2 separate regions of the Homo sapiens genome follow, and region 1 is linked to region 2. A link is a loop called in an ENCODE intact Hi-C map of the cell type or tissue named here. Cell type or tissue: gastrocnemius medialis. All regions are shown on one strand. Each heading gives the region's core, and the rest is flanking DNA. Links, peaks and the distances in the headings are about the cores only.

Region 1 (9,532 bases), core at 1,530-6,529, 78 kb after region 2:
GTGAGATAAATCACATAGACCACTCAGCGCAAGGCCTGGCCTGTGTGCTCCATAAATGTTGGCTGCAATTATTTTCATCATTTTTTTTTCTATCATCGTCCTTACTTGTTTGACTCATAAAATTTCTCACTTGGCCTATCCTATAGTAAGGATTCTTTTTTTCTTTCTAAGTGTAGCCTCTATTTTTCTGGTAATCTCAGCAGATCAAAGTGAGGGAAAAGTCTTTCCTCAGGAACCTGTTAATATTGTGATAAGAATAGCATGTTGGATGGATTTCTCTTCCTTTTACTGTTGTTTGGGAAACACTGTCTGTTTCCATGGCTTGAGCAGTAGTGTTTGATTATAGGGTTAACTGATCCCTAAATGGATAGGGAAGAACATGGAGACACCAGAGAAAATATTTATGAAGGAGAAAGCATCTGAGGCATAAATATGCATCTAACTTGTAATGGAATCATTCAAACTAGTGCTTTGAGCTGCCACCTGGATGCCTGGTAAAGAGCTTGCCCGTACAGTTTCACTCCCACATACTCACTCCTATGGTGCCTACTATAAAAACAATAAAATATTAATAATACAAAAGGGTCTTCCTGAAGGTGCAGCATGTTACAAGTTGTAGGGCATTAACAGCAATTTTGTGAAATACAATTTGAGGCATGTGTTTTCAGAAACGCCTGCCCCAAATCTATGTCTTGCTTGATTCAAATCAGCTACTATGGTCTAACATGTCTCCTCGAGTTTTTCTTTTCATTGCTCTGGTGTCCTTGTACAATTTCTTCCTTTCCTTTCCTCCTATGATCATTCCCACTTGTACAAAGTACCAGATCTCTCCAAAGCTGGTTTCTCAACACTTAGCAAAGCTCTCTGTCTTTCTCTTCTGTAATTCTCAAGAGTGGGGTGAGGAGCAAGAAGACATTCAAGTTCTCAAGTGATTTTTCTGTGTTTTTTAATTCTCTAGAATCAAGGTCTTGATTCTTAGTTCTTCTGGGTCTTAAACCATTTTAACAGATCAACAGTCCACCCACTTGGGCTTTTTCCTCATGTAATGAACCAAGTAGAGGACAGTAAACCCACTTGGTTGGAACCCAGTGCCCTTGTGGGTCTGATTTCCACGTGGGCAACTGGCCTTGCTGGCTTTGCCATCACAGCCTAGAGAATGACCTGTTAGTGGCAGGAGGATGACTGAAAGTGCTTGTCATTTGGTAGTAGTGAAATGGGTTCATTTTCACACACGGACTCTAGTGGGTTGGGATGAAATTATTGCCATTTTTATAAATTTGGCCAAAGCTAGTTTCTGAATACCTGGTGGAGAAGGTTGGGCTGTGAGCGGGGTATAATTCATCTTGCGGCTGTGAAACTCTTGGGAAAGTGACTTGATGGGCCAGTTGATGTGAAGAGAAGACATGTCAGACTTAGTACTCACCTGGTGTGATGGTTAATATTGAGTGTCAACTTGATTGGATTAAAGGATGCAATATTGATCCTGGGTATGCCTGTGAGGGTGTTGCCAAAGGAGGGTAACATTTGAGTCAGTGGGCTGGGGAAGGCAGACCCACCCTTAATCGGGTGGGTACCATCTAATCAACTGCCAGCAAATGTAAAGCAGGCAGAAAAACATGAAGAGATGTGATGGGCCCAGCCTCCCAGCCTACATCTTTCTCCCGTGCTGGATCAGACTCCAAGTTCTTGAACATCAGACTCCAAGTTCTTCAGATTTGGGACTTGGACTGGCTCTTGTCGCTCCTCAGGGCTTGCAGACAGCCTATTGTGGGGCCTTGTGATCCTGTAAATTAATACTTAATAACCTCCCCTTTATATATATGTGTGTGTGTGTGTGTGTGTGTGTGTGTGTGTGTGTGTGTGTATCCTATTAGTTCTGTTCTTCTATGAGAACCCTAATATACATGGCGTGGTCTGGCAGGAGAGAGCTAAAATACTCTGCATAAAAGGAAAACAGGTGAGGGAATTAGTTGCTGCTATCTGATTATTTGATGGCTAGAGGTGGGAAGTTTGGAGAGAGACTCTTGAAAATAGTAATACTAACTAACACTTATTGAGGGATTACTGTATCTCAGGGACTGTTCTAAATTCCTATGAGTTGACTCATTGAATACTTACAACACCACACTACCACACTAGATGATATATGTGTGTGTGCACATGTGTGAGTTTACTGAGTTGAAATCCACTTAACATAAAATTAACCCTTTTTACATGAAAAATTCAACAACATCTAATACATTCATAACATTGTTCAACCACTACTTCTATGAGGTTCCAGAACATTTTCATCACCCCCACAAGGAAACCCTGTATTTGTTGTGTTAGTGGCTTAAAACAGTGGAAACGTATTGTCTCACAGTTCTACAGGCTGGAAGTCTGGAACCAAGGTGTCTGTAGGGCCATGCTCCCTGAGACTCTGAGTAGAATCTTTCCTCACCTCTTCCTGGCTTCTGGTGTGAACAGCAATCATGGTGATCCCTGGCTTCCCGCGGCATCAGTCCAGTCTCTGCCTCCATCTCCCAATAGTGTTCTGTCTGTGTGTCTGCACCTTGTCTTCCCTCTGCCTCTGTTCATCTTTCTCTGTCCTAATTTCCCCTTTTTACAAGGACACCATTCATATTAGATTAGGGACCATACTAGTGACCTCATTTTAACTTGATTACCTCCATAAAACCCTATTTCCAAATAATGTCACATTCTGAGGTACTTAATGATTAAAATTTCAACGTAGCTTTTCGGGGGAGCGCAATTCAACCTACAACACCCATTAAGCAGTTGACTCCTCATTCTCCTCTCCCTTAGCCCTGGTAACCACAAACCACAATCTGCTTCCCATTTCTGTGGATTTGCCTACTCTGGACATGTCATAGAAATGAAAGCATATCATATGTTACCTTTTGCGTCTGGCTTCTTTCACTTAGCTAAACCTCATGTTTTTGAGGTTTCTTCATGGGGTAGCATGTATCACCACTTCATGCCTTTTTAAGGACGAATAATATCATACTTGTTTTCCAAATGAAGAAACTGAGGCATGTTAAGGTTAAGTAACATGTCCAAGATCACACGATGAGGAGATTTCAGGAGAGGGCTCTGAGGGAGAGTCTGTTTCACTCAGAACCCAGTGGCCGGGGACAATGAACTCCTTCTGGTCTAAGTTATTGGTGCTGCCCCTGCTGGCTCCGCTGTCCATGGCCCGAGCCTCTGCCTGTCAGAGATGGTAGAGCCACCAGGACATGGAGTCATTGCTGACACAGGGAAATATGAGATGTCTTAGGTTTGGTGTATGTGAAACATGCATGAGAAATAGAGGCCAAAAGTTCCACTGTGGAGCGCAGACAGAATGGTCTGAATGCTCTTGCAGTTACTACGTCAGTAGTTTGTCATCTAATATATATTATACATCTATAACCTATGTATTTACCTTATTGTGATAATACTGTTTTGTTTTGTTTTTTTTCTAATTTTGCTTTGTGCAAAGCCAAATCCCTTTCAGCAGCATTGAGCTAAAAAAAAAAAAAAAAAAAAGTGCATGTTTAGGGCTGGGCACGGTGGCTCATGCCTATAATCTCAGTACTTCGGGAGGCCGAGGCAGGCGGATCACAAGGTCAGGAGTTCGAGACCAGCCTGGCCAATATGGTGAAATCACGTATCTACTAAAAATACAAAAATTAGCCGGGCATGGTGGTGGGTGCCTATAGTCCCAGCTATGCGGGAGGCTGAGGCAGGAGAACCGCTTGAACCCTGGAGGCGGAGATTCCAGTGAGCCAAGATCGCGCCACTGCACTCCAGCCTGGCGACAGAGCGAGACTCTGTCTCAACAACAGCAACAACAAAAAAGTGCATGTTTCATAAAAAATTAAGTATGAAATAATCTTTTCTAAAGAATGTTGATGATGATGTACAACTTGCAGAAATGCTTGTCAACATTTGCCATACACTCAGTGGCTGTAGTCATATCACTGACCACAGGTACACCCAGAAGACAAATTGTTATGGAAAAGCTATTTCAAAAACTAATAGCTATTTTAGGAAGATTATGACCGAGCTGATAATTTAAGCAATTATGTTTATATATCACTCTGGGTAGTATGACTTTTTAGGTAGTGATTTTTTTCTTCTAAATTAATTTTGCTTAATTTTAATTTCACTTTTTCTTGTGAGCATTGGGAAAGAAAAGTGATAGCTACTAACGGAATGGCTCTATCAGTAGAAGAAGATTTTTATAAACAGTTAAACGATGCAGATTTAGATCCATTTCTTGTAGAGAAAATCAGTTAATTTAAATAATGGTTTGATTTTTTTTTTGAGCCCAAGGACTCAAAGGAAAGCTTTTGAAAGTTCATCCTGTCAAAGATATAGCCTCTCATACTGTAATTTATAACTTCACTTAAAACATTCAACAATTAAGATGGAGGAGGTACTATAAATATAGATTTTCATGGAGTACAGAATCATGGGAAAAATAGTGTTATTACTAAATTAAGAAATCTATGGAACAGAAATATATTTGGAATTAGATGTAGTGCGTTCAGGGTTCATAATTGCATCCAAACAAGCTGTGATAGTCTACCAGCAAAATAGAAGCTATAGTTGACAAACATTATAAGTATTTTTATTTATACACAGAGAAACTGAACTACAAAATATTTGTGATAGAGACGATGTTGAATTAAAAAAACGCTGCAGCCTGGTGGCATGTGCTTTTTTTCTTCCCTCCTGCATGTTCTTAGATTTTAGAAATGTTTGAACCTTTGAAGGATTATTTGTAAATCAGCTCAAGCATACTGCAATATACAGTGACCTTTTACTTTTTTTTTAAAAAAAAAAACGAGGCCTCTAAATTGTGCTTGCTTTTTGTTCAAAACTGGTTGGTAATTTTTCATCAAGTAGTCAAGGAATGGTGAGCCAAAAGACTTCAGCTCTTGAAGCTTTTAGGAAAATGTAATTATTGAAAACTAACCTTCGACCTACAAAGCCAAAGGATAAACAACTTAAATAAGTTACATTTGAGATTAAACAGTTATGCTTTGAAATATCTTGATTTATGGGAAGGATATTTTGATGGAACTTTTATATTTAATTGGATAAATTTATGTTCTATACTGGAATGGAATAAAATTCAGAGGTCTATGATTTTTAAGCATCTAAATTTGGCAAAACATTTAAAAAAATCCTAAATAGAAACAACTTGTTTGATGAGTTTTGCCTTGTAAAATCTTTGTGAAAGTTTCTCTGTATGGAGATAAAAAGATGGTACCCGTGAAAAGATTTGAACTGAAATATTAACATACTTCAGGAAGAAAAAAGAAATAGAACTGGGAATGTCTTCTGTTGACCAGAATTAATTCTTAGCTTACAAGGTGCTGCAGCACTTGTAGAAAGAGTATTTTCTTTATTAAAAATACTATGGTCATCTGAGAAGAGTCAGTTGACAGTATCAGTAATTTCAGATTTACAAACTATAAAGTTCAACTTTGAAAAAGACTGCAAGTAATTTTACGAAAAAATTAAAAATACATATATCACAAATGCTTTCTTTAGAAAGATACCAGTGATGGGCCCAGGAGTAGTGGCTCATGCCTGGAATCCCAGCACTTCGGGAGGCCGAGGCGGGTGGATCATCTGAGGTCAGGAGTTCGAGACCAGCCTGGCCAACATGGTGAAACTCCATCTCTACTAAAAAAATAATAAAAATTAGCTGGGCGTGGTGGCGCGCATCTGTAATCCCAGCTACTCAGGAGGCTGAGGCAGGAGAATGGCTTAAATACAGGAGGCAGAGGTTGCAGTGAGCGGAGATTACGCCACTCCACTCCAGCGTGGGTGACAAGAGTGAAACTCCGTCTGAAAAAAAAAAAGAAGAAAGATACCAGTGACATGATATCAAATATAGATATGACTTCAAAACTGATTATGATAATTATGAACCAAAATAGTACACTGCTTCAGTTATTTCATGCATTTTCTTTTGCCTCCTGTTTATATTATTTTTATGTTTAAGCAAATCAACCTATAACTTAAAAAAACCTGTACTTTAATGTACATTGATTTTTTTATTTTTAGAAATGATTTTCCCTTTGAAGATAATTTTTGACTATAAGTATTTTATATACCTACTGTTGTACAAAACCAATTTGTCAATCTATAAATGCATGCTTTAAAAATATAATTTTGAGTTCATGTCCTTTGCAGGGACATGGATGAAGCTGGAAACCATCATTCTCAGCAAACTAACACAGGAACAGAAAACCAAACACTGCATATTCTCACTCATAAATGGGAGTTGAACAATGGAGAACACATGGACACAGGGAGGGGAACATCACACACCGGGGCCTGTTGGGGGGTGGGGGGCAAGGGGAGGGAGAGCATTAGGACAAATACCTAATGCATGCAGGGCTTAAAAGCTAGATGATGGGTTGATGGGTGCAGCAAACCACCATGACACATGTATACCTATGTAACAAACCTGAACGTTCTGCCCATGTGTCCCAGAACTTAAAGTATAATAATAATAAAAAATTTATGATCTAAAAATATATATATACAATTTTATTTTTCTCTTTTTCACATTCAAAATTATTTCTGTGTAGATAATAAATTATATAATCACATAGTTAGAACAGATGTCTATTTTGAGTGTTGTTTAAAAAAAAAAAACCTCATTGCCTCATTTACAGATTTTGACAAAGATTCACAGACCTCTATTCACTTGCAGCATCCTGAATGCCAAGAAGAGGAGGTGCCTACTATCGAGGAATGAGTTGGACATTCCTCGATTTGGAAATGGATGAACCTTGGGTGTTGATGGTTTCATTTGCTTTTTCCCCAGCTCACTTTGATTTAGCTCTCTCCACTGTCCTAACAGTAACAGTGATGTCCAGTTTGCACACAAGTAACTCTTCATTCAGTAAATAATTGTTTAAAAATGTTTATTCATTTTGGTAATTATATTTGCATTCATTACATATCTTTAGGAAATCATTTTATTTTTTACAATACATGACTTTTTTCAGTGTAGAAGGAAAAGGTAATTCTTTCAGTATTATAGCATATTACATACAAACACACCCACTAATGAGCTCACTAAGTGTCAAATAATTAGGTAATTAGTGTTTTAAATGCCTTGTATCATATCATGCAGAAATCCACAGTGGATTGTCTTATGGGTGATTAAGAATATAGGTGATATAGAGAATGCATTATTATTTTTTTCTTTGATGTAATAGAATATAAGCTCTTGCCGCCAAAAGTTCACTTTGTGGTAGAATTTCAGAGAAGGATTGGATTCAGATAACAAAGACTACCTATATTTATTGAGAGACTTTTAAAATGCCAGGTACTGTTCTAGGCATTGGGGATTCAACAGTGAGCACAAGCAACAAAGTCTAGGAGGAAAAGGGCAATAAATGAAACATGGTACAAAATGTGTCAGGAGAGACGCATCCAAAGAAGAAAAATCAACCAAGCTATGGGGACACAGATAGGAGAGGTGCTGCTTTATGTAGTCAGGGAAAGTCTTTTTGGTGAGGTGCAGAGACCTGAATGAAAATCCATTTGCATATCTGTGGGGAGGGCTGACCAGGCCAGGACTGAGACAGGGAGTGGCCTGTTGTGTTTGAGAAGGGTAAAGGGGCTGGTGTGGCAGGGGAGACTGAGCCTGGGGCGGAAGGGTTGGGGAGGTGGCGTGGGTGGGGAGGTGGGCGAGAGAGGACAGCAAACAGGTGGGTGTGGGGAGACCTTGGAGGACCTTGTAGGCAAGGGTAAGATCACTGAATTTTATCTTGAGTGAGGTGGGAAGCCACTGAAAGTTTTGAGCAGAGGAATGGCATAATCTCACATATCACAAAGGATGATTCTGGCTACTGTATAGAGAATATACTATGTGTGCGTGCATGTGTGTGCGTGCATGCGTGCATGTGTGCGTGTGCATGTGTGTGCGCGTGTGCGTGCGTGTGTGTACGTGTGCATGCGTGTATGTGTGTATGTGTGATGGAAAACGGAAGGGTAGAAACAGAGAGCCCACTCCAAAGGCTCTCGCAATGGCCCAGGCAACACACGATGGAGGCTTAGGCCCAAGTGGTCACGCAGGGGTGGTAAAGAAACAGTAGGTTCTGGACATATTTTGAGGGCGAAATTGACATGACTTGAGATGAATCAGAGGCAGGAGAAGGTTGAAAGCTTTCTGCCTGGATATTATGAAGAACGGGGTTGCCATTGATGGAGTAGGGAAGATGAGGAGAGGAGTAGGTTTGGGTGGGGTGGGGTGGGGAGGGGGAGTCAGGAGTTCAGTTTCAGACTTCTTCCATTGGAGATGCCTCTGAGACGCGCAAGGGGGAATGGAGTGGTTGTCTACTCATCTGCGTTCGCTCCCTCGTCAGTAGACTGGATCTGTCAATAGTACCCTGCAATAGGATTCCTGCGAGGATGAAGAGTCAACAGGTAAAAGTGCTTTGTAAGAGCTGGTGGTAGTAACTATTCAAATGTTATTGTCATGAATATCTTTGATTAATGTACATTTTCTGAAGAAATTCATACTAAAAGAAAATACCGGAGTATTTTAGTGCAATAGAACACATAAAATCAGAACCAGAAATGATCCCTAATCTCTGTTAATTCAAACCCTTCTCATTTTACAGGTGAGGAGACCAATGGATGGCCAGAGAGACTCATGGCCAGTCTAGATCCCAGGGGCTGCCCCTGAAGCCTGCACTCTTTCCACAACACAGGACTTCCTGTGTAAAGTTACACTTTCTCCTCCAGGGACTCAGTTTTGAAGGGTGTTTGCTTAAAATCCAAGATGATTTAATGTTTAGCAAGACTTCTCATAGGTTTAATCATCAGTGAGTGGGACGGGCAGTCCCAACCCAGAGAGAGCACGCTGAGTTAATGTTCATATTATGCCTTGTTTAGAAGGGTGGGACATGGGGAGAGTGTTTTAACACTTCATCACCTCCCTGTTGACCTGGCCTCAGGAGCATTGGCCTGGCTTGCTTCATGGGGGTGACTGACCCTGCCAAAGCTCTTTTTTTAATTGTCAAATATCACATGTTCAAGCTTCCTTGGCCACAAGGGCCCATTCAACTGGAGGGACTGGAAGACAAGATAGACGCATCTGCTGTAAAGTTAACGCCCCCATGAACTTGGATGTTTCTAGTACTCGCTGTATTTCATTGTCACCTAAGAGGCTCCTCTTCTCCTCATCTCACCCACGCTTCCCTTGTCCCCCTCCCCTGAACTCCAAGTTAATGCTGCTCAGATCTTTTCTATTCATCTCGAGATGGTGATTAATACATCACTTATACTTGAGTCCTCTTGAAATTCTGAAGTTTCTGCAGGAGGGGTTGTTGGCAGGCCTGGAAATCAGTGTATCAGATCCTTCTCCATTAAGGCCTAGAGAAGCTGTGATTTTTGCCGCAAAGTTGAGGGCCTGGCACATTCCTAGGGCTTTCTAACTCTTCCCAAAGTGAGGACCAGCTGCTGAACCAAAGGAAATGACCCACCTCTCTCCTTTCCATGGGAATGTGCAGTG
Region 2 (9,532 bases), core at 2,378-7,377:
GGCTGAGGAGGAGGAGGGAGAGGAGGGATTGGTTTTGCTGTCTCAAGGGTGGCAGAGGCAGAAAAAAATCCATGAATAAGTGGACTCTGTAGCCCAAACCCATGTTGTTTGAGGATCAGCTGTATTTGGAATAAACTAAATAATGCTATGCTGTTTTACGAGCCAGCCTGTGGGAGACAGGGTGGAGACAGGTTACAGAAAAGAATGAGATCAAGCAGATACAGAGAAAGATAAAGATGGATGGGGCAGACAGTCTCTCCTGTAATTTCTGTCACTATCTCTTCCATCCTTTTCTCTGTTTCAATTTCATTTTTCTCCATCTTGTTTTCCTCACTGCTTTTCTGTCTGTTGTAAGATAACAGAATAATTCCACTAAAGTTCGGAGACACTGGGCACTTGGAAAGCAATATCTGAGCCCCAGCCCTGCTACTGAGTGTGACTGGACCAGTAACTTGCGGTCTCCAGGCCTCAGTGTCCTTTTCTGTAACATGAGCAAGTTTGGTTTGATGATTTCTAGACCTTTTCCAGCTCTTCAGGGCTATGACTCATAATCCATGTAAATATGTTTATCTGTTACTCGGGGCAAGTCTGTTCAATATGCAATGTAAATGAGTGAACTGTGATCTCGTCAGGGTTACTGGAGTACATAATTCCCAAGTCCACTGGGCATGTGAATGCATGCTGAGGATGCTCTTGGGTGAGCATCCTGCCTCCGCCCCGACCCCCAGTGCCATCGGAGCTCCCCTGTGTGAGGCTGTCTGAGAGAGCCACCCTCTGGATTTCTCAGAATTCAAAATCTGTTGTTCTTTAGGGGTTTCACAGCCCTTGTAAAAGATTATCATTATTATTATTCATATCATTTGACAGCAGATTCTTATCTAATATCCCCAGAGTCGGAAAACTCAGTTGAAAGGCTTCAAAACTTGGAACTGTGAAACTCATTTTGTAAATAATGTCATGCATTGTTATTTCTTGGGGAAGGGAACTGGAAGAAGACAAGTAGACCTGTTGGCTCAGGAGATGGGGTGTGATGGAGGAAAGTGTGGTTGGCCCATTACGTTTTTTCTTCTTCCCCTCCACCCCCCAATTGTTTGCTTTGCAAGTATGATAACCAACAAGCGACTGGATTTAAAAAAAGAAAAGAGCCGAAAATGAAAGAAAGAAGCCTCTGGGCACTGCAGAGGATAAAGCCTGTCCACGAGGGTGGACAAAAAGATCTATGACCACCAAGAACAGCATCAGCCAGCTCCTGCTCCTTGTTCTTCTGTCCTGTGTCTGTGGGGAAAATCAGGCTGGTTGGAGAGAAGTTGAAGTTATACTGGACCATTTGATAATGATGCAGAGAAACCCAGCAGCATCTATGGCAGGGAGGAGGGGTGTTTTGAGATTGCTTCCTGGGGATGGTGACTAACATTTGCAGAGTGCCTACATCTGTGTTGTCACAGATTCACAGGTCCATGGCCCACCCCACCCCGCCCCGAGGTCCCTTAGCTAGTAAGGGTGGAGCTAAGATAACAGCCCCGAATCCTAAGCTTCACTTCACTGGGCAGCCTCATAGTAGAGAACTGGTGAGAGACCAAGCAGCCCGAACCTGGAAGGCCTACAACGAGTTGCCTTCTGATGTACCACCAGCTGCCTAGTGAAGAGAAGACGGCGGCCACCCATGAATGACTCCAAGCCTTCCTGTGAGAATGGGTCGCAGAATCATCACTCGTCTTTGCTGGACTTTAGCCTTGACCCTTGTACCTAAAATTGCAGTCACGAGTGAGCAGTTGGCCAAACTAAACATGATGGTTGGGAAATCAGTTTCCCAGAATTGTTACTTCAGAGAAGTAGTAAATTGTGGAGGTAGGAGACAGGTACATTTGTGGAGGTAGAAGACAGGTACAATAAAAGTGAGGGGAGAAAACCTCCCTGGGAGGATGGGGGTGACATTGTCCAGTTATAGTTTTGTTGTGATTTTTCTCTTACTTTTCTAGGAGATAAGAGGATTTTCTGGAGCTCTCTTATGCTAGCTACCCTGGATGATAATGCTCAGATTATCTCCAAATCATCATTCAGATGGAGTCTATGTTGATTCACCTGATAACACCTTTTCTAATGGGATGACTTGGAAATCTATTGTCAAAGGCACTGTCCTGATTAATTTCCTTTTTTTTTTACAGTTTAATTTTTATTTTATGTTCGGGGGCACACGTAAAGGTTTGTTACATAGGTAAACACGTGTCATGGGGGTTTGTTGTACCTATTATTTCATCATCCAGGTATTAAGCCCAGTACCCAATAGTTACCTTCTCTGCTCCTCTCCCTCCTCCCACCTTCCCCCCTCCAGTAGGCCCCAGTGTCTGCTGTTCCCTTCTTTGTGTTCATAAGTTCTCATCATTTAGCTCCCACCTGATTCATTTTATTTCCTAGCATCTACTTAATAGAGTGTTGAGTTGATGTTTCTTTAATACCGATGCCCTAAATGTAAGCATGGATAGCAAGTCAGTCTGAGCAAAGGTACGATTCTCTCTGCCTCTGCCACCTTCCCCAAGTCTAAGCCTCCCTCATCTCTGGCTGTACATTGACAGTAGCCTCTTCACGGGGCTACCTGCTTCCACTCTTGCCCCATTCCAAAGAATTCTCCAGAATTCAGCCAGAGAGATTATGTTGAACTGCAAATGAGCATGTTGAACATGCCACCCTCTGTTATAAATTGCCATGACATCTCACGGCCATTTTGTTTTGTTTTCATTTTTTTTTAAATTTTTAACTTTTGTGAGTACCTAGTAGGTTTGTATATTTATGAGATACATGAGATATTTTGATACCGGCATACAATGTGTAATAGTTACATCAGGCTCATGGCTATTTTGATTTTTTGTTTTTTTCTTGAGACAGGGTTTTGCTCTGACGCCCAAGGTGGAGTGTAGTGGTGCAGTCCTAGCTCACTGAAGCCTGGGCTCAAGCAGTGCTCTTGCCCTAGCCTCCTAAAATGCTGATATTATAATACAAGTGTGAGCCACCATGCCTGGCCTCGAATTTTTAGTATAATAAATACCTATGAATCTATTGCCCACAAAAAATGGAACATTCACAACATTTATCTACCTGAGTGCTTCTCCCCAACCCCTAACACTGTCAACTCACAACTCTAAGCCTTGTACTTGACTATTTCTTTGCTTTATTGAAACATGGTTTTATTACAGTAGTATATTCCTAAAATATGTCTTGTTAAATTTTAGTTACCTTTAAATTTTTGAAAAGTTTGTCGTATTATGTGTTATCTACTGGGACCTGCTTTGTTTATTTCATAACGTGTTGCTAAGACTCACCCATGTTGTTGCATGTGGTTGTAGTGGATTTGCTTTCGCTGCTTTTTAATATTCCATTGTGTGAATACAACAGTTTTTATTTATCGATTCTCCTCTGGTCTTTTGGTTGCTTCCAGAGTTTTGCTAATGGCATAGTGCTGCTGAGAACATCTTGCACAACTTCCCACCATTCTTATCTGCATAGCTTGGATCCTACCTAACCCTCCACCTTTGCCTCATCATGCTTGTTCCCTTCCTTTTCTGTGCTTCACCCCATCCCAGTACAGTAAGGACTGGAAGAAAGTAAGAAGGATATGGTCAAGAAATTGAAATACTCCTTGTCTTCCCTCTTCCCTTCCTAGCTTCAACGTTTCCTACAAATTCCAGATCAATCATTAATCTACACTTTGGCATATCTTCCTTGATATCCCAGAACAGGAGGTCAATTCACCTATGTTGTGCTTTTATAGCTCTATGGACCTCCCGTCTGAACACTTGCCAAGGTTATTGTTTTTTGGTAGACTGCATTTGCATGGTGTGATGAACACCTGCTCTTCTACTGGACTTTCAGCTCTGAGAACAGGGACTGTCCCTCATTGTTCTCAGTTGTACCTCCAGGACCCAGCATGTTGCCTGCCTAGTTAGGAGCTTAATGTAGATTTTTAAATGAATAAAAGTAATCTAAAACAGTTAGGAGAGTAATTGAAAATGCCTAGAGGCCAGATGCAGTGGCTCACGTCTGTAATCCCAACACTTTGGGAGGCCAAGGCAGGTGGATCACCTGAGGTCAGGAGTTTGAGACCAGCCTGGCCAACATGGCAAAACCCCCTCTCAATTAAATACATAAAAATGAGCTGGGTGTTGTGGTGCACGCCTGTAATCCCAGCTACTCGGGAGGCTAAGGCAGGGAGAATTGCTTGAATCCGGGAGGTGAAGGTTGCAGTGAGCTGAGATCGCACCACTACACTCCAGCCTGGGTGACAGAGCAAGACTCCGTCTCAAAAAAAAAAAAAAAAAAAAAGAAAAAAGAAAAAAGAAAATGCATAGAGACCAAATAACAGGATCCAGTATGCTTCTTCCTCAAACTCTATAGTAGGAGTCATCAAACTTTTTCCTCTAAAGAATCAGTCAACATTTTAGACTTTATAGGCCACACAGTCTCTGAAAACTGTTCAACCTTGCTGTTATTTCATGAAAGCGGTCATAGATAATATGTAAACAAATGAGCATGGCCATGTTTCAATACACCTTTCTTTATGGATGTTGAAACTTGAATTTCCCGTAATTTTAATTTTCATGTGTGATGAAATGTGAGTCGTGTGTTATGACATATGGCTTTTTTGATTTTTTTTAACCATTTAAAAATGTGAAAGCCAGGCTTTGCTCATGGGGTGCACAGAAGCAGATGGTGGGCTGGAATGGAGCGGTGGGCCATAGTTGGCAAACCCTCTTCTAGAGGGGCTCTGTATCCCTGCCAGTCCAGTGACCTTGGATGTCAGACAGCCCTTAATCACTATTTGTGAGCAGGCAGCCAGAGAGGATGGAGAGTGAGAAAAGGTTCATTTAGTGCTTTATTTAAAAAATTAAAAGACACCATTAAAAAAAAAAACCTTTTCTTTAAAAGTTGCAAAAATCTTCTATTGCTTTCACCTTCGATATTGAAAACTCAGCCACTTAAAAGTGCATCTTATGACAACCATGTCATCCCCTCCAATTGCATAATAAAGAAGCTGCACACCTACTCGCTGGCTGCTCTTCTCCTGGCTGATTCACCCAGCAGGAGTGAGCAACTGACTGGCTGCTGCAGTTCACCAGCACTTTCACATACTGAGGTCTTGGCTGGGCTGACATCACCTGGTCGGTCTACCTTTGGATGAATGCAGGCGTGGGTTCGCCAGCACTACCAATAAACTAGGAAAACAAAACAAAACAAAACAAACAAAGGCTCCTGCTTTGCAATATTTGTTAATATCAAGCCATGTTGACATACTTTTTAATCTGTCAGCAGACAAACCCTGGAAGGTAGCCCACACTGTCAGCGTGTTAACTTGTTCTTGTTCACTGAGATGGAAATATTAATTGATTGGAAGGGATGTGTATTGGTACAGCTCTGAAAAGGAAGTGGCAGTGTGTGGCCCTGGTGTATGCCATTGTCAGCTGGAGAGAGGGATGGAGCAAGAGTGAGGTAACGAGGCCATTGCCCTCTCATGTAAATGCTCGGCCTGAGTTGCCCAACATGGCAGAGGCAGATTCTTGTCTTGACTTACAGTGTGGATATTGTTAGCACTATATACCCCTGCAGTTGGAAGGGCACTTGGAAGATCTCCTAATTCTGTCCTCTGCACTCAGAAACTTGTCTAGGTCATCTTCTGGTCTCTACTTGAAGGCTGCCTGCCTTCAGGTCCCACAGTTTGTACTTGGGTGGGCTGTCCCCAGACAGCTTTCCCTAGCAGAGCATTGGATGTGTTAGCCTACTTCTTAGTTCAGTTCTTTGAGAGGCCCCACCTGCCTAAGTGCTGAACATACCTGACCACAGTTACCAGGACACCTTCTTCCAAGCCACCAGCATCTCCTGCCTGAATTTTTGCATTCACTGGTATCCCTGCTTCTGGTCTTGCCGCCAATAATCCATTCTCCACACGGCAACCTGAGCGACCTTTTAAAAACAGAAATCAGATCATGTCACTCACCTCCTTAAAATTCTCCAAGAGATTACATTTAGAATAAAATCCAAATCCCATATCCTGTATTATGGGTTGAACTGTGTCTCGCCCAAAAGATGCTGAAGTCCCAAGTACCTGTGAATGTAACCTTATTTGGAAATAGGTTCTTTGCAGATGATTAAGGTAAGATGGGGTTGGTAGGTGGGCCCTAAACCAATATGACTGATGCCCTTATGAAAAAGGCAATTTAGACCCAGAGACAGACATGTACAGAGGGAAGACAATGTGAAGGCACAGGGAGCACAGTGTCTACAAAGCAAAATGCTTGAGCCCACGAGAAGTTAGAAGAAAGGCATGGGACAGATCCTCCCTTGCAGACCTCAGAAGGAACTAGAAATGCTGACACCTTGATTTTAGACTTCCAGTCTGCAGAATGGTGAGTTAATAAAGTTGTGTTATCTCAGCCACCCAATTTGTGGTACTTCATTACAGTAGTCCTAGGAAAATAATACAACTGCCTACAAAGGCTGGTGTGATGCAGGCCCACCTTCCTCTTTGTCCCCCTTAAACTGTGCTCATTCCTGCCTGCTGTGCTTCTTGACTAGGGCAGCACTACAGCTGCCCAAATGCCACTGGAAAAAGTGTGTGTGTCTAGTTTTCAGTAGTTAGGACTAGGGGCTTGACCAGCATTTAGTGGGAGGGAGGCCAGGGATGCTACAAATCCCCAAGTGCATGGAACAGTCACACATCATATTGTCACTGAAGCCCCATTGAGAATTACTGCACACTGGCCTTCACTCAGCTCTGTGAACCTTCCCTTTCACCCTACCCCAGGGCCTTTGCACGAGCTATTCATCTACCTGGACTGCTGTTCACTTACTCTTCACATGGTTTAGATAGCCTGACAAACATGATCTTCTCAGAGAGGCTTTCTCAGACTGTAAAGTACTCACTTGTTCACTTTCTTTCACATTAGTGTTTTGTTTTGTTTTTAAATACTCCTGCATAGAGAGCACTATCACTATTTGATGTTTTTAAATCGATTCTTCTTTTGTTTTGTTTTTGAGACGGAGTTTTGCTCTTTCACCCAGGCTGGAGAGAAGTGGTGTGATCTTGGCTCACTGCCACCTCCGCCCCCTGGGTTCGAGAAATTCTCCTGCCTCAGCCTCCCAAGTAGCTGGGATTATAGGCGCCCACCACTACGCCCAGGTAATTTTTGTATTTTTAGTAAAGATGGGGTTTTGCCACATTGGCCAGGCTGGTCTCAAACTCCTGACCTCAGGTGATCCATCCGCCTTGGCCTCCCAAAGTGCTAGGATTACAGGCCTGAGCCACTGTACCTGGCCAAACTGATTCTTCTATTTGCTTGTCTCTTCTGACTAGAATGTAAGCTTCATGAGAGCAAGCATGGTGCCCGGATGCCCAGGATCTAGAGCAGAGCCTGGCACACAGTAGGTGCTCTCATGTAAATGCTGAGTGAGTGAGTGAATCATGAGCTCTGAAGCTGGAAGCCTAGGAGAGCCTTGGGGGTCAGGGACAGAGGAAGGAAAGAGATGGGGCAAGAGGCAGGGCAGGGACAAAGAAGGAATTGGTGAATCGTGGTGGCAGGGCTGAGGAAGCACTAGTCAGGGCAATGGATTGAACACAATTGGCCTTCCCAGACTGAGAATGCAGCCAGTGTAAGGATTCCTGGAAGAGCTCTGGGTCGAGTACCCTCTCCTTCTCCTCATACAACAGGGATAGGCTTATGGAGCTCATTATCCCTACGATGGTGGAGACTGGGAAACGGAACCATCTTCCCTTGGTGTAGAGAAACTCATGGATGACAAGTTTTCTTTTAATAAGTTATCTGGATAATTGGGGGCCAGGTGGAAAACTCAGCTACAAAGTTGATGTTGAGAAGGACTCATTCATCTTTTATGGAACGCCCTTTCTTGTCTTTGCAAGAGCCGGACATTGTGTTAGATAGGATGTGGACTCTCCAGTGTGGCCAACCTGGCTTTTTAGGGACTAGGAGTTCTCTGGATTGAGTGTTAGCTCATTTCCTGGTTCAATTCTTTGAGAGGCCCCACCTGCCTAAGTGCTGCATATACCCGGTTACAGTTACCAGAACACCTTCTTCCAAGCCACCAGCATCTCCTGCCTGAATTTTTGGACTAACTGGTGTCCCTGCCTCTGGTTTTGGCCCTAATAATCCATTCTCCACACAGCAACCTGAGTGACCTTGTTTTTTTTTTTTTTGAGACAGAGTCTTGCTCTGTCGCCCAGGCTGGAGAGCAGTGGTGCGATCTCGGCTCACTGCAAGCTCGCCTCCCGGGTTCACGCCATTCTCCTGCCTCAGCCTCCCGAGTAGCTGAGACCACAGGCCACCACGCCTGGCTAATTGTTTTTTGTATTTTCAGTAGAGACGGGGTTTCACCATGTTGGCCAGGCTGGTCTCGATCTCCTGACCTCGTGATCTGCCCACCTCAGCCTCCCAAAGTGCTGGGATTACAGGCGTGAGCCACTGCGCCCGGCCCTGAGTGACCTTTAAAAAGCAGAAATCAGATCATATCATTCACCTGCTTAAAATTCTCCAAGAGATTACATTTAGAATAAAATCCACATTCTGTATTGTGTATTATGGGTTGAACTGTGTCTGCCCCGTCACAAGTTGCTGAAGTCGCAAGCACCTGTGAATGTAGCCTTATTTGGAAAGAGGAAAAGAGACAGAACATATATTCAGCAAGCTTCTTCAAGCACCTTCAAATTGGGTCATCTCAAAGTACATACGGTAATGAAAACAATGTAATGTTTTCCAAGCCAGCCGCAGCCCTTATTTTTTCCTCCGAAGTCCTCTATTTTACTCAGTTTGCTTTACAGAAAGTTTCATTTTCCATCTTGCGGCACCCTCGGAACTTCGGAGGTGAGAGATGCCGATGTTCTCAACTGGGCGAGGGCGGCCGTTTTGTTAATTCTCTTTGCGCTGCTAACTTGCTGGGTGACCTTAGTGTTTTAGTTAACCTCGTGAGGGCCTCAATTATTCTATAGAAAATTCGACGAGAATACGTTACACCACAGGGGACTGGTGATGAAGGAAGAATCCAATATATGTGAGAGCTCATGGAGGAACTTTCTGAGTCGACTTTCTCTGTCTTAGTTTTGTTATTTCAACTCTCCCCGCAGGGCCCTGTCCTCGGGGCAGCCCCTCTTCACCTCCCTGCCACCTCTCCCTCATATGGGTTTCCGAAACGTCACTCACCACCAAATTCACAGTCTGCAGTATATGTGAGGACTAATTCACTGTTGTTTGCTTAATATTGTGTTAACTCACTTTAAAAATTAAGTTGGTTTATTTAAAAAGGGAAAATTTGACTGGGCACAGTGGCTCATGCCTGTAATCCCAGCACTTTGGGAGGCCAAAGTGAGAGGATTTTCTTGAGTTCAGGAGTTCAAAACCAGCCTGGGCAACATAGTGAGACCCCTGTCTCTAAAAAAAAAAAAAAAAAAAAAAAAAAAAAAAAAATTAGCCAGGCATGGTGGCACACCCTTGCAGTTCGAACTACTTGAGAGGCTGAGGTGAGAGGATCGCTT

Evidence for each region. Peaks named below come from ENCODE experiments on the same cell type or tissue, not always from the same donor. Only the 100,000 strongest peaks of a DNase experiment are listed, where the experiment ranks them.
Region 1: a loop joins it to region 2, with 9 times the contacts of the local background. A loop is called at or near these places in 1 of 110 quality-filtered maps.

Annotation. Positions count from the first base shown.
Region 1 is chr6:14,675,584-14,685,115 of GRCh38, reverse strand. The region is part of intron 1 of LOC101928354 (a long non-coding RNA gene); the gene reads left to right. Among named protein-coding and RNA genes, the nearest start is that of LINC01108, 390 kb to the right of the region's middle. RefSeq lists an enhancer at 7,935-8,470. In gastrocnemius medialis, for the core only: no CTCF peak of the experiment used is centred there; no DNase peak of the experiment used is centred there.
Region 2 is chr6:14,754,457-14,763,988 of GRCh38, reverse strand. No RefSeq gene overlaps it. Among named protein-coding and RNA genes, the nearest start is that of LINC01108, 470 kb to the right of the region's middle. In gastrocnemius medialis, for the core only: no CTCF peak of the experiment used is centred there; a DNase peak (open chromatin) is centred at 5,468.